Linked DNA regions of Homo sapiens: region 2 is linked to region 1. The links are chromatin contacts, found by Hi-C or POLR2A ChIA-PET in ENCODE. All regions are on one chromosome and are shown on one strand. The core of a region is the stretch at or near the end of the contact, and the rest is flanking DNA. Distances in the headings are between cores, read along the strand shown. Region 1 overlaps CDC42BPB (CDC42 binding protein kinase beta). Region 2 overlaps CDC42BPB (CDC42 binding protein kinase beta).

What was found. A loop is a pair of places that touch in the nucleus more often than their neighbours do. ChIA-PET counts read pairs that join two places held with the same protein, here RNA polymerase II (POLR2A). Pooled maps may share reads with other maps.
Region 2: a map of PC-3 shows a loop between it and region 1 (5-fold over the local background). The contact joins two enhancer-like sites. A Hi-C loop is called at or near these places in 4 of 168 maps with a recorded cell type or tissue (Caco-2, PC-3, breast epithelium and 1 more) and 2 of 50 pooled maps. POLR2A ChIA-PET finds 5 or more read pairs at or near these places in 4 of 52 experiments (MCF 10A, WTC11, activated naive CD4-positive, alpha-beta T cell and 1 more).

Annotation. Positions count from the first base shown.
Region 1 is chr14:102,984,796-102,990,566 of GRCh38, forward strand. CDC42BPB (CDC42 binding protein kinase beta) reads right to left here. Exons shown (of 37, transcript NM_006035.4): 6 at 1,692-1,785. Among named protein-coding and RNA genes, the nearest start is that of AMN, 65 kb to the left of the region's middle. RefSeq lists enhancers at 1,647-2,281, 2,282-2,915. Within about 2 kb of position 2,561, at least 3 of the 41 ENCODE cell types and tissues checked have a DNase peak (open chromatin) inside an H3K27ac peak, as active enhancers do.
Region 2 is chr14:103,028,737-103,034,088 of GRCh38, forward strand. All of the region lies in intron 1 of CDC42BPB (CDC42 binding protein kinase beta), which reads right to left. Among named protein-coding and RNA genes, the nearest start is that of CDC42BPB, 26 kb to the right of the region's middle. RefSeq lists a silencer at 5,116-5,352. Within about 2 kb of position 2,940, at least 8 of the 41 ENCODE cell types and tissues checked have a DNase peak (open chromatin) inside an H3K27ac peak, as active enhancers do.

The DNA.
Region 1 (5,771 bases), core at 1,311-3,810:
GACACAGGGTCCAAGCAGCACCCCAGAGCCAGTGGTGTGAGAACTGCTCAGGCTGAATGGATCAGCAGAGAACTCCACCTCTATCACTTCCCTGCACGAGTGCGTGGCCAGCCCACAGGAGCTCCTACAGACAGCGGGACCACTGGGGTGTTGGGCGGTGACTCCACGATGAACAACTACTGTGACGGGGTGGAGTGGAGGTGAGGAGGGTAACCCATGCTCTGGTTAAACCATGACGGGGTGGTGTGGAGGTGAGGAGGGTAACCCATGCTCTGGTTATACCATGACGGGGTGGTGTGGAGGTGAGGAGGGTAACCCATGTTCTGGTTATACCGTGACAGGGTGGTGTGGAGGTCAGGAGGGTAACCCATGCTCTGGTTATACTGTGACAGGGTGGTGTGGAGGTGTGGAGGGTAACCCATGCTCTGGTTAAACCATGACGGGGTGGTGTGGAGGTGAGGAGGGTAACCCATGTTCTGGTTATACCATGACGGGGTGGTATGGAGGTGAGGAGGGTAACCCATGTTCTGGTTATACCGTGACAGGGTGGTGTGGAGGTGAGGAGGGTAACCCATGCTCTTGTTATACCGTGACAGGGTGGTGTGGAGGTCAGGAGGGTAACCCATGCTCTGGTTATACTGTGACAGGGTGGTGTGGAGGTGTGGAGGGTAACCCATGTTCTGGTTCAGACCTGTTCTAGTCACTGGAAGACTGGAGTGGAGGACAGCACCCGCCTACCAATTAATCAATATGTGGTCAAGACTATTAAAAACAAGAGACTGGCTTTGTGGAATGAAAATGAGCAAACTGCTTTATTTCTTATAAAACGCTGTCAACTGAAGCCAGTCACATGGGTGCTTCCACTACTGCTTGAAAATCCGCCAGTAGGCAAGAAAGGGATTGCTCTCTCGGAAAACTATTTGATGTTAGACCTTATGATAAGTGTAGGTTTCAAAAAAGAAAAGACTCCAAACATGTAAGAACAAAACTGCAACAGTGGCCACAGACGCAGTGAAAGCAGTTTGCTGCAAGCAGCTGCCAACAGGGTGTGAGCAGAGCTGGGACTGCCCCCATCAGGCTACTCGGCCATGACGCTGGTCTGACTGCGGGGTGGAGACCACAGGGCCTGTGGCCTGAGCCTGGGTCTCCTGGTGATAGCCGATCCGGGGGCAACCTCCTGTTCTTTCCCTGCTGGCGGGAGTGTCAGCTGGCCCCGTAACACTGAGCACCTAGGACTCTATTTCTAGGTCTACAACACCCATAGAGAGGAAACCCCTAGCAGGAAGTTACCTGCCCCAACACAAGTGAGAAAGTACAGTTACATGGTTAATGCCTGCCCACCCGACCAGCCTGGACAGGGCCCTTTAAGGAAGAAGCAGGGAGCGCCCTCGATCTGCTACAGGGCTGGCATGCTTTTAGCCACCTTGGGATTGAGGAAACCTGACAACTCCCATTCTGGAAGGCACACATATTACTTTTGTAAACATAAAAAGCAATAAAGATGCTTTCCAACTTAATTTTTATTTGGGAAACAAAACTCCCCAAACAGAAAATTTCAACTATCTCCAAAATGGATTCATTTTCTGAATTAATATACTTGGTTTCTTAATTGTACCTCAAATTGAAAACTTCCCTTCTGACTATATGCCAAACCCAAAACCAAATGGAAAATCTCCAACAAAAATACCTACAGTGCCATCATCATTCATCTTCAAACATGATCCAAAGTCAGCCAGGCGGATATGACCATTCACGTCCAAAAGGACATTGTCAGGTTTAATGTCTCTGTTTGTAAAATAAACACACAAATTAACCATCTCCATGCAACACATTAGGTAGATCAAAGCCCTTAACTAGTGGTGATCAGATGAATAAATGCTAATATCCTCTTGTGAACAGCTGTCACCATCCAGTACAAATGCCTCTGTGTGACATTCAGCTGGCATGGTGGCAGCCGAAGTCGTATCACTGCCCCTCGTTTAGTCCCCAGTTACCCTGGCGAGGCCCTGTGACGATTCCTACTCGTCTGCCCACCCAGCTAACGAGCCCCTCCTGAGCATCTCCTTGGTGCCAGGCACTGCTCTCCAGCCCACCCACCTATGCACGTGACAACGCTGCCCCTGCCTTCATGAAGCCTGCACACGAGCTGAGGTCTTGCAAACACAAATAGGCACTGCTGTCTCAGGCAGGCTCACACGGTGCAAGCTCTGTGCTGAGTACCACGGAAAACAGGAATGGGACAAAGGGACAGAGGGACACGTGTGGAGGAAGCTGGCTGGGGGCTGCCACACAAAGAGACGGCAGTGGCCAGACGAGGTCCAGGAGGCAGGTGGCGATCTGGGGGAAGACTGCTGCAAACCGCCCCATACCCCCAAAACTGCACTTTATAGATGAAGACATGGAAGCTGAGCCAACTGCCCACAGTTACAGAGCAGCACGTGCTGGAGCAGGAACATAAACACAGGTCTGTCCCACTAACGCCTGTTTCTAAACTACTTTCTGTGCGCTCTCAAACACATGTGCGGGTGCAGGGCACCTCAGAGCATGAATGCTTTTTTCTGGCACAATAAGCTTACATGACTCAACAGTATGAATGCAAACAAACTTTAAAAACAAAGACAGACATTCAGCAAAAGACAAGTACAAGCATGTTCCCAGCGGCACCACTTCTAACAGCCAAAAGGCAGAAACAATCTAAATCTCTGCCTCCAAGAGAATGGGTGAGTAAGCTGGGCTATACTCGTGTGATAGACACCACACCCCAATGAAAACAGACGGGTACCAACTCCCCCAGCCACATGAATCAATCTCACACAAACATGGGCAGATGATAATTCTTACCTCAAAACCAGAAACAAAACACAAAACCAGAAACAAAAACACAAGGCAAAAGAAACTCTAGCATGTAACACTCCAAACTAAAATAAAATATCCTCAAATAAACATTCAGGAATACGAAAAAGAAAACAAAACAAAATCCCACAAACACACAAACACACACACACACACACACACACACACACACACACGGCCAGGTGCAGTGGCTCACAAACTATAATCTCAGCACTTTGGGAGGCTGAGGCAAGAGAATTGCTTGAACCTTGGGAGGCAGAGGCTGTAGTGAGCTGTGATTGCGCCACTGCACTCCAGCCTGGGCGACAGAGCAAGACCCTGTCTCAAAACACAAAAACACACGTACACACACAAACACACACGCACGCACTAGACAAAAGCATGCAGAAAAGAAGAGCTGATTTAACTCAGGGAAGAAATAGAAGAAACAGATAAAATCTTATCAGAAATGAAATTATAAGAGGACCAAACAAGAACAAATTGAAACAAAAATCTAATGAAAAATTGAAGAAAGGGAAGAAAAGATCTAGAAGAATAAAATGAGGTAAAGAAACAAGGAAACGCAGTCAGATAGGAAGCAGCCAGAGGCTAAAGTGGGAGACAGGCAAAGAAGGCCCAACAGATGCATAACTGGAGTCCCTGAAAGAAATCAAAACAAAACATGACTAACATTTGACTACAATCCAACAGAACTTTCCAGAAATTAAAAAAAAAAAAAAAAATACCTGAATCTAGAATGAGAGGGCCCATAAGATTAAAAAAAAGAAAATATCAATGTCCTCTTTTTTGAAGCCAGCCAAGTTGATATTGATGCTCATATGAAAAGAAAAGCCAGAAAAACCCTGAAGAGTGAGCTGTGATGAGGATCAGGCCCAGATGATTTCAAAACACACTACACAGCCTCCCTAATTAAAGCAGTGTGGTGCTAGTGTGTGCAGAGGCAGAGAGAAAATGGAATAGAGTAGAATGTCTAGAAACAAACCAACTACATAAAGAAATCAAGTACAGGACAAAGATAATACGAATCACTGGGGTAAAGATAGACTTAAATAAATTGGTGTTGTGACAACTGGAGAGCCATTTAAAGATAAAATTAGAACTCTTCCTTGTGCCGTATATAAGAATAAACCTGAAATGGACCCAAGATCCACATGGAACAGATGAACCTATATGAATGAAAAAGTAAAAATACTAAAAAACAAAACAAAACAACCCCCCCTTCCAAAAAAAAAAAAAAAACAAACAAACCAACACGTGGGTTTTCTTTTTCTGGGAGTAAGGATTTCTCATTCGATTATGTACAAAAATGTTTAAAAATCTGTGTGGCAAAAAACCACAATGAACCACATCAAAAAACAAATGGCAAATTGGGGAAAAATATTTGTAATATATATTACAGATAAAAGGCAAATACTTCTTTAAGAATTGGGGGAAAAAAGCCAGAAATCCATAATAAAAGGGTAAAACCAATGAAAAAACTCACATACACACACACAAAAATACAAACATGATGGTCAACATCACGAGAAAGGTGAAAAAGAAAACTACAATTGTGTACCACCTGTCACCCATCAGAGGGCAAAAATACAAAAGTCTGAAAATGCACGGTTGGCAAAGCTGCAAGGAAACAGGCACTTTCATCCACTGCTGGTGGGAATACAAATTGGTAATGTCTATGGAGGGAAACTTACAACATCAAATAAACCTACGTATGTAATTTATTTCTCTCTTGATCCAGCAACCCCACTTGTAGAGATTTACCCTGAAGGCACACAACCAAAACAAAAACCACCTTGCACAAGGGTATTTATTTCTACATTTATAATTGCAAAATATTGGAAACTATCTAAATGTCCACTCTTAGGAGACTACTTGAATAAACTATGGTAGTTACCTATGGTAGTTCGCAGTATTATGCAAACATAAAAAAGAATGAAGAGCAGGCCGGGTGCGATGGCTCACGCCTGTAATCCCAACACTTTGGGAGGCTGAGGTGGAAGGATCGCCTGAGGTTGGGAGTTTGAGACCAGCCTCACCAACATGGAGTACCCTGTCTTTATTAAAAATACAAAATTAGCTGGGAGTGGTGGCGGGCGGCTACTCAGGAGGCTGAGGCAGGAGAATCACTTGAACCCAGGAGGCAGAGGTTGCAGTGAGCCGAGATCGCACCACTGCGCGCCAGCCTGGGCAACAAAAGCGAAACTCTGTTTCAAAAAAAAAAAGAAAAAAAAAAGAATGAAGAGCTCCATGAATTGATATGGAATGATTTACAGGATACATCACTAAAGTTTTTAAAGGTATCACCTTTTGCTTAACAAAGGATAAACAAGAAAACGCCTGCATGGACGATAGCAGAAGACAGCAGACTGGCTACGGATCCTGGGTTGCCAGCGGAGGTGGGCAGGATAAAGAAGGGGCGACGCTTCTGAGTACAACTTCATGCAGTTTTGGAAGCACGCTAACGTCCTACGTACTCAAAGAATAAAACTCAATCAACAAAGGCGGAAGGGAAGTCTAAAATGGAAAACTGATTCAAACCAATGAATCCAACTGTATTTCAAATAAATAACAACACTGAAGGGGGAGATGGGGTTAAAACAAAACAAAACAAAACAAAACAAATCCAAGTGACTTATGAACACAGAACTTGAATTACTGCAGGTGAGGGGTGCAGTCCCAATGAGATGGGGGAGAACCGCAAACAAACCCGGAATGCCTGCGGGCAGGTTTGCTTCTGTGGTGTCCTGGGCAGAGCAATTCTAAAGCTTTTTTAGACACATCTCAGGACTGAGTGAGTGCACGTACTAACGGTGCTGGGAGTCACAGTTTCAGTAGGAGGAAGACAAAAGTCTGGAAAGGGAGGAAGTCAGGAAGTTAACTCATGATTCCTGAGTATGCACAGGTAGACGTGTGTGTCC
Region 2 (5,352 bases), core at 1,690-4,189, 44 kb after region 1:
AACATACTCTCCTATCTAAATACAAGTACATGCAATTCTCCCTTAATAGGGCTGTTATTTATTTGTATTTTATCTTTTATTATTTTTAAACTCATTCAACTGGAAAATACTAGTGACAAGAAAAACAAATTCATGCCAGGGACTTTTTTTCATCCTAGCATAGATCCTGAGATCAGCAGAGTTGATCTGAGTTGCTGAAACCTTCTGCATATAAACCATTTTCAGCAGGGTTCTTAACAACTGTCCAGAGCCAAGTACTGAATTATCTGAGTCCAACTGCCAATCTTTCTAAATTGAATAGTCAATATGTCAGGAATACTATGGTGTTAAAAAAGAAAAAAAGGATAAAAGTAAACATTTTTATGGGAAATTTTCTCTTATCCAAAATTCCTTCAATCTTTTACCTTATTTAGACATTGACTCTGCATTTCTGCATGAGGAATAAGTATGTCTCTGGAAGAAAAAATACTGTTGCTAATTATATGAAACTTCTAGGACCTAATCCAGCACCAGAGAAGTGAGGCTAAAGAAATGCTAAATTACGCTTGTAATCCCAGCATTTTGGGAGGCCGAGGTGGGTGGATCACGAGGTCAGGAGATCGAAACCATCCTGGCTAACACGGTGAAACCCTGTCTCTACTAAAAAATACAAAAAAATTAGCTGGGCGTGGTGGCAGGCACCTGTAATCCCAGCTACTGAGGAGGCTGAGGCAGGAGAATGGCATGAACCTGGGAGACGGAGCTTGCAGTGAGCCGAGATTGTGCCACTGCACTTCAGCCTGGGCAACAGAGCAAGACTCTGTCTCAAAGGAAAAAAAAAAAAAAGAAATGCTAGATTGGCCAGGCGTGGTGGCTCATGCCTGTAATCCCAGCACTTTGGGAGGCTGACATGGGCGGATCACGAGGTCAAGAGATCGAGAGCATCCTGGCCAACATGGTGAAACCCCGTCTCTACTAAAAATACAAAAAAAAATTAGCTGTGTGTGGTGGTGTGCACCTGTAGTCCCAGCTACTTCGGAGGCTGACGCAGGAGAATTGCTTGAACCCAGGAGGCGGAGGTTGCAGTGAGCCGAGATCGCGCCACTGCACTCCAGCCTAGTGACAGAGGGAGACTCCATCTCCAAAAAAAAAAAAAAAAAAAAAAAAAGAAATGCTAGATTGGAGCCCTCAGTGGCCAGACACGCATGTGAGCGGGAAGCAATATTCAAAACAGCAATAGCAATCCATCCAGCAACTCCAGCCCTCCCAGCACCTGAGGGGCTCTCCAGCCAGCAACTCCAACCCTCCCAGTGCCTAACTGGCTCTCACAGGGTGGCTGCTCCTGAACCAGAGGAAGGGCCACCAAGCAAACCGCCCTCAGAGTGAGGCGCTCACTTTCCTTCCTGAACAGAGGAGAAGCGTGGAGCGGCCAGCCCGGCCTCACCTTGCCCGACAGGAGTGACCAGTAGTCGCCCATCTCCATGGGGCGTGCCCAGCACGGTATCAAAGCCCTCTCATGGCCAATGAGGTTGAAGGTGGAAATGGTACCTCTTTTTAAAACATTTAAGAATGTTTAGAAGAATCTGGTTCTTTTAAAAAAGAGGCAAAGAAAGTTTGAGGAGCATAGTTTGGATAACAATGGCTTCACTCATTTTAAATGTTATTTATTTCAGCCTCAACAATTAAATGTGTTCAGGTGGCCAGGCACAGTGGCTTATGCCTGTAATCTCAGCACTTTGGGAGACCAAGGTGTGTGGATCACCCGAGGTCAGGAGATCAAGACCAGCCTGGCCAACATGGTGAAACCCCATCTCTGCTAAAAATATAAAAATTAGCTGAGTGTGGTGGTGCACGCCTGTAGTCCCAGCTACTTGGGCGGCTGAGGCGGGAGGATCACTTCGACCTGGGAGGTGGAGGTTGCAGTGAGCCCAGATCCCATCACTGCACTCCAGCCTGGGTGACAGAGGGAGGCTCCATCTCAAAAAAAAGTGTTCAGGGCTGGCTCACACCTATAATCCCAGCACTGTGGGAGCTGAGACAGGTAGATCACTTACGCCTAGATGTTCCAGACCAGCCTAGGCAACATGGCGAAAGCCCGTCTCTACAAAAAAATTCACAAAAATTAGGTCAGTGTGGTGGCATGCACCTACAGTCCCAGCTACTCGAGAGGCTGAGACGGGAGGATGGCTTGAGCCCAGGAGGTGGGAATTGCAGTGAGGCAAGACTGAGCCATTGCACTCCAGCCTGGGTGACACGGTGGCACCCTGTCTCTACACACACACAAAAGTGTTCAGATTGGCTGCCAGACTACCCACCTCCAATATGTCACATATCCAACTGAACCTAAGCATTTCTGAGTTACTTTTTTTTTAATTAAAAAAAATATTTTATGCTGATATTTTTCAGTATTATAAAAACGCCGGCATGAAGGAAATGAAATAAAAAAAGTACATGACCCAGACACCAAGCAGAGAAAGATGGCCAGTGTGCTCCTGTATCGTCATCTTTGGCTCACCATCCCCACGTAAACGCAGTAATAAACAGGAAGGAAGGATGTTTTCACAGAAGACTTGAAAATGTTCTTCTGATTTCATGAAAGTAATTGGTAAGCCAGGAAAACTACCCTTTTCACCAGATGCCTAGAGATGAGACACTAAAATCAACAAATGAAAGAGCTTTCCAAATAATCAATAAAACTTTACGGCAAAGTCAGCAAATGTTTAACATTTTGCAAAAGGACATCTAGCTTTGTGCAGTCTGCATTTCCTTTCACAAGCTACAAGAGCTGTCAAAAATGCTTCTCCTTAAACAAACGCTGCAGTAAAAATACAAGATTTATACTACCAGGGTTTATTTGATTATGAAAATTGTACTTTTCCAGAACGTCTGGCGATTTCCAATTTGGGATGAGCCTGGTATTTCTCTACAGGCGCCCACACGCAGGCCTTTCCCCAGTGCTCTCAGCAGGAAGGGCCTGGGGCTCCCAACAGCACCAAGGCCCAGCCTCTGTGCAGCCTGATGTGCAGGTAGAATGCCCAACCCGTCTGGCTTCTAAGGGCTGGATTCCGGAAACCAACTAAAAAGCTGATGTACCAGAGACTACAGCATCACTCACATGGGTGGACAAGTATCAACTAATTTTTCTGAACTTCAATTAAAAAATCAAAAAGCTTAAGATCACATTTTAAAAAGTTGAGTCCTCACTAATTGTCAACTCCAAAGTGTCTCCAGTGAACAACTACTATAAGACCTGCCTTCTATTATTATTATTATTATTTTTTTTTTTTTAAGAAAAATGCCACAAGCCCAGGGCATCCTCACCCAGCAAGCAGCAGAGGGAGCCAAGAGCACCAGCCGGCGGCCAGCCTTGTGGCCTCAGGGCAGCGGCAGGTGTTTCTGATATGAAGGCCTGGAGAAGCAACACGTATTTCATTCACTTCTCCTTGTCCCCCTCTGCTGTCTCAGAGTGACAGATCCAACCTCTCATGCCCACCCACGAGGACCAAGGAGAAGGGAGGTAATAACGCACTTCTCGGCCTCTCTGCAACCCCGCGTGGGTGCACACTTGGGCCTCAGGCCTCACCAGCTCCTGACTGGAATATACTTTACCACTGCAACATCTGAAATGAAATCAGAAATGCCTATTTTTTTTTACATCGATTGAACCCCCAAATAGTTTATTTCCCACAAAATATACTGGGCCAATAGTATAGGAATGATCTGTCAAATGCCAAATTTGTCCAGCTAGGAAAACACTAGAAACCAGTTAAAACTTTTGAACAGGACAGGACAAATGCCAATTCTTCCACAAATAAACTGCAAAAAAAAAAAAAAAAAAAAAGGAGAGAGAAAGAGCTTACAGATTAAAAGAGATTAAGGAGGTGTACAATCCAAATGCCTATAAAACAAATCCACTTTTTTTTTTTTTTTTTTTTGAGACGGAGTCTCGCTCTGTTACTCAGTCTGGAGTGCAGTGGTGTGATCTAGGCTCATTGCGACCTCTGCCTCCCGGGTTCAAGCAATTCTCCTGCCCCAGCCTCCTGAGTAGCTGGGATTACAGGCATGCAGCACCACGCCTGGCTAATTTTTATATTTTAGTAGTTTCATCATGTTACCCAGGCTGGTCTCGAACTCCTGATGATCCACCTGCCTCAGCCTCCCAAAGTGCTAGGATTACAGGCATAATCCACCGTGCCCGGCCACAAATCCACTTTTTTTAAAAAAAAAAAAAAAGGAAATTTAAACAATGACTATTTTATGATATTGAGAAATTACTGTTATTTTTTAATGTCATATTATTATGGCTATGTTTTTAAAGAAAACCCTCATCTTCTTGAGACACACACTGAAATATTTACAAATGAGATGACAGATTTCTGGGATTTTCCTAAAATAATCCTTTTTGGGGAAAGGGAATAAAAGTGAAATACAACTGACTGTGAGTTGATAACTGTTGAAACTGGTGGTTCATTATTCTATATGCTCTACCTCTTTTTGTTTTATTTTTGTTTTTTTGTTTGTTTTGAGACGGAGTATCGCTCTGTCACCCAGGCTGGAGTGCAGTGGCGCCATCTCTGCTCACTGCAAGCCCCGCCTTCTGGGTTCACGCCATTCTCCTGCCTCAGCCTCCCAAGTAGCTGGGACTACAGGCGCCCACCACCATGCCCAGCTAATTTTTTTGTATTTTTAGTAGAGACGGGGTTTCACTGTGTTAGCCAGGATGGTCTCTATCTCCTGACCTCATGATCCACCCACCTCGGCCTCCCAAAGTGCTGGGATTACAGGTGTAAGCCACCGCACCCAGCTGCTCTACTTCTAAAGGTATCTGAAATTTCCTATTTGAAATTTTAAACTTTGAAATTTGAATAGGAAATATTACCAATTACTATCACTTTTATTAATACTCATTACACAAATACCACCATATAAAAAACTCAAGAGACTCCAAAAAAGGAAGAATGACATTTTCATACATGAGCTCATCACTATTTTCAATAATATTTAAATAGAGGATGGCTGAGTGACATGGGATACCAGCTAGAAGTTTCTGAAAAATTAGTTTCCTTTTACAAATACCCAAAACAGGAAGATTGAATCGAAATCACTACAAGCTCCTGCCCCAAACCACACAGCAGTTTCCTCACTGGAAGTGCATTGCGGCAGGAAAATCAGCCCCACGCCTGGTGTATTTGCCATGAGTACGTTTGTTTTATTGCTGGCATTCCTTCTGGGTCATAAAGCAGTTTTATGAGCTGATAAAACTTCTGTACGGATTCTACAAAGCTGCCATGGCAAACAGCTTCAGTATTCAGCGTAACATATCTGTCTCCATCTCCTGCATCTGATTGATACAGGCCCTTTGGACTGACTGGA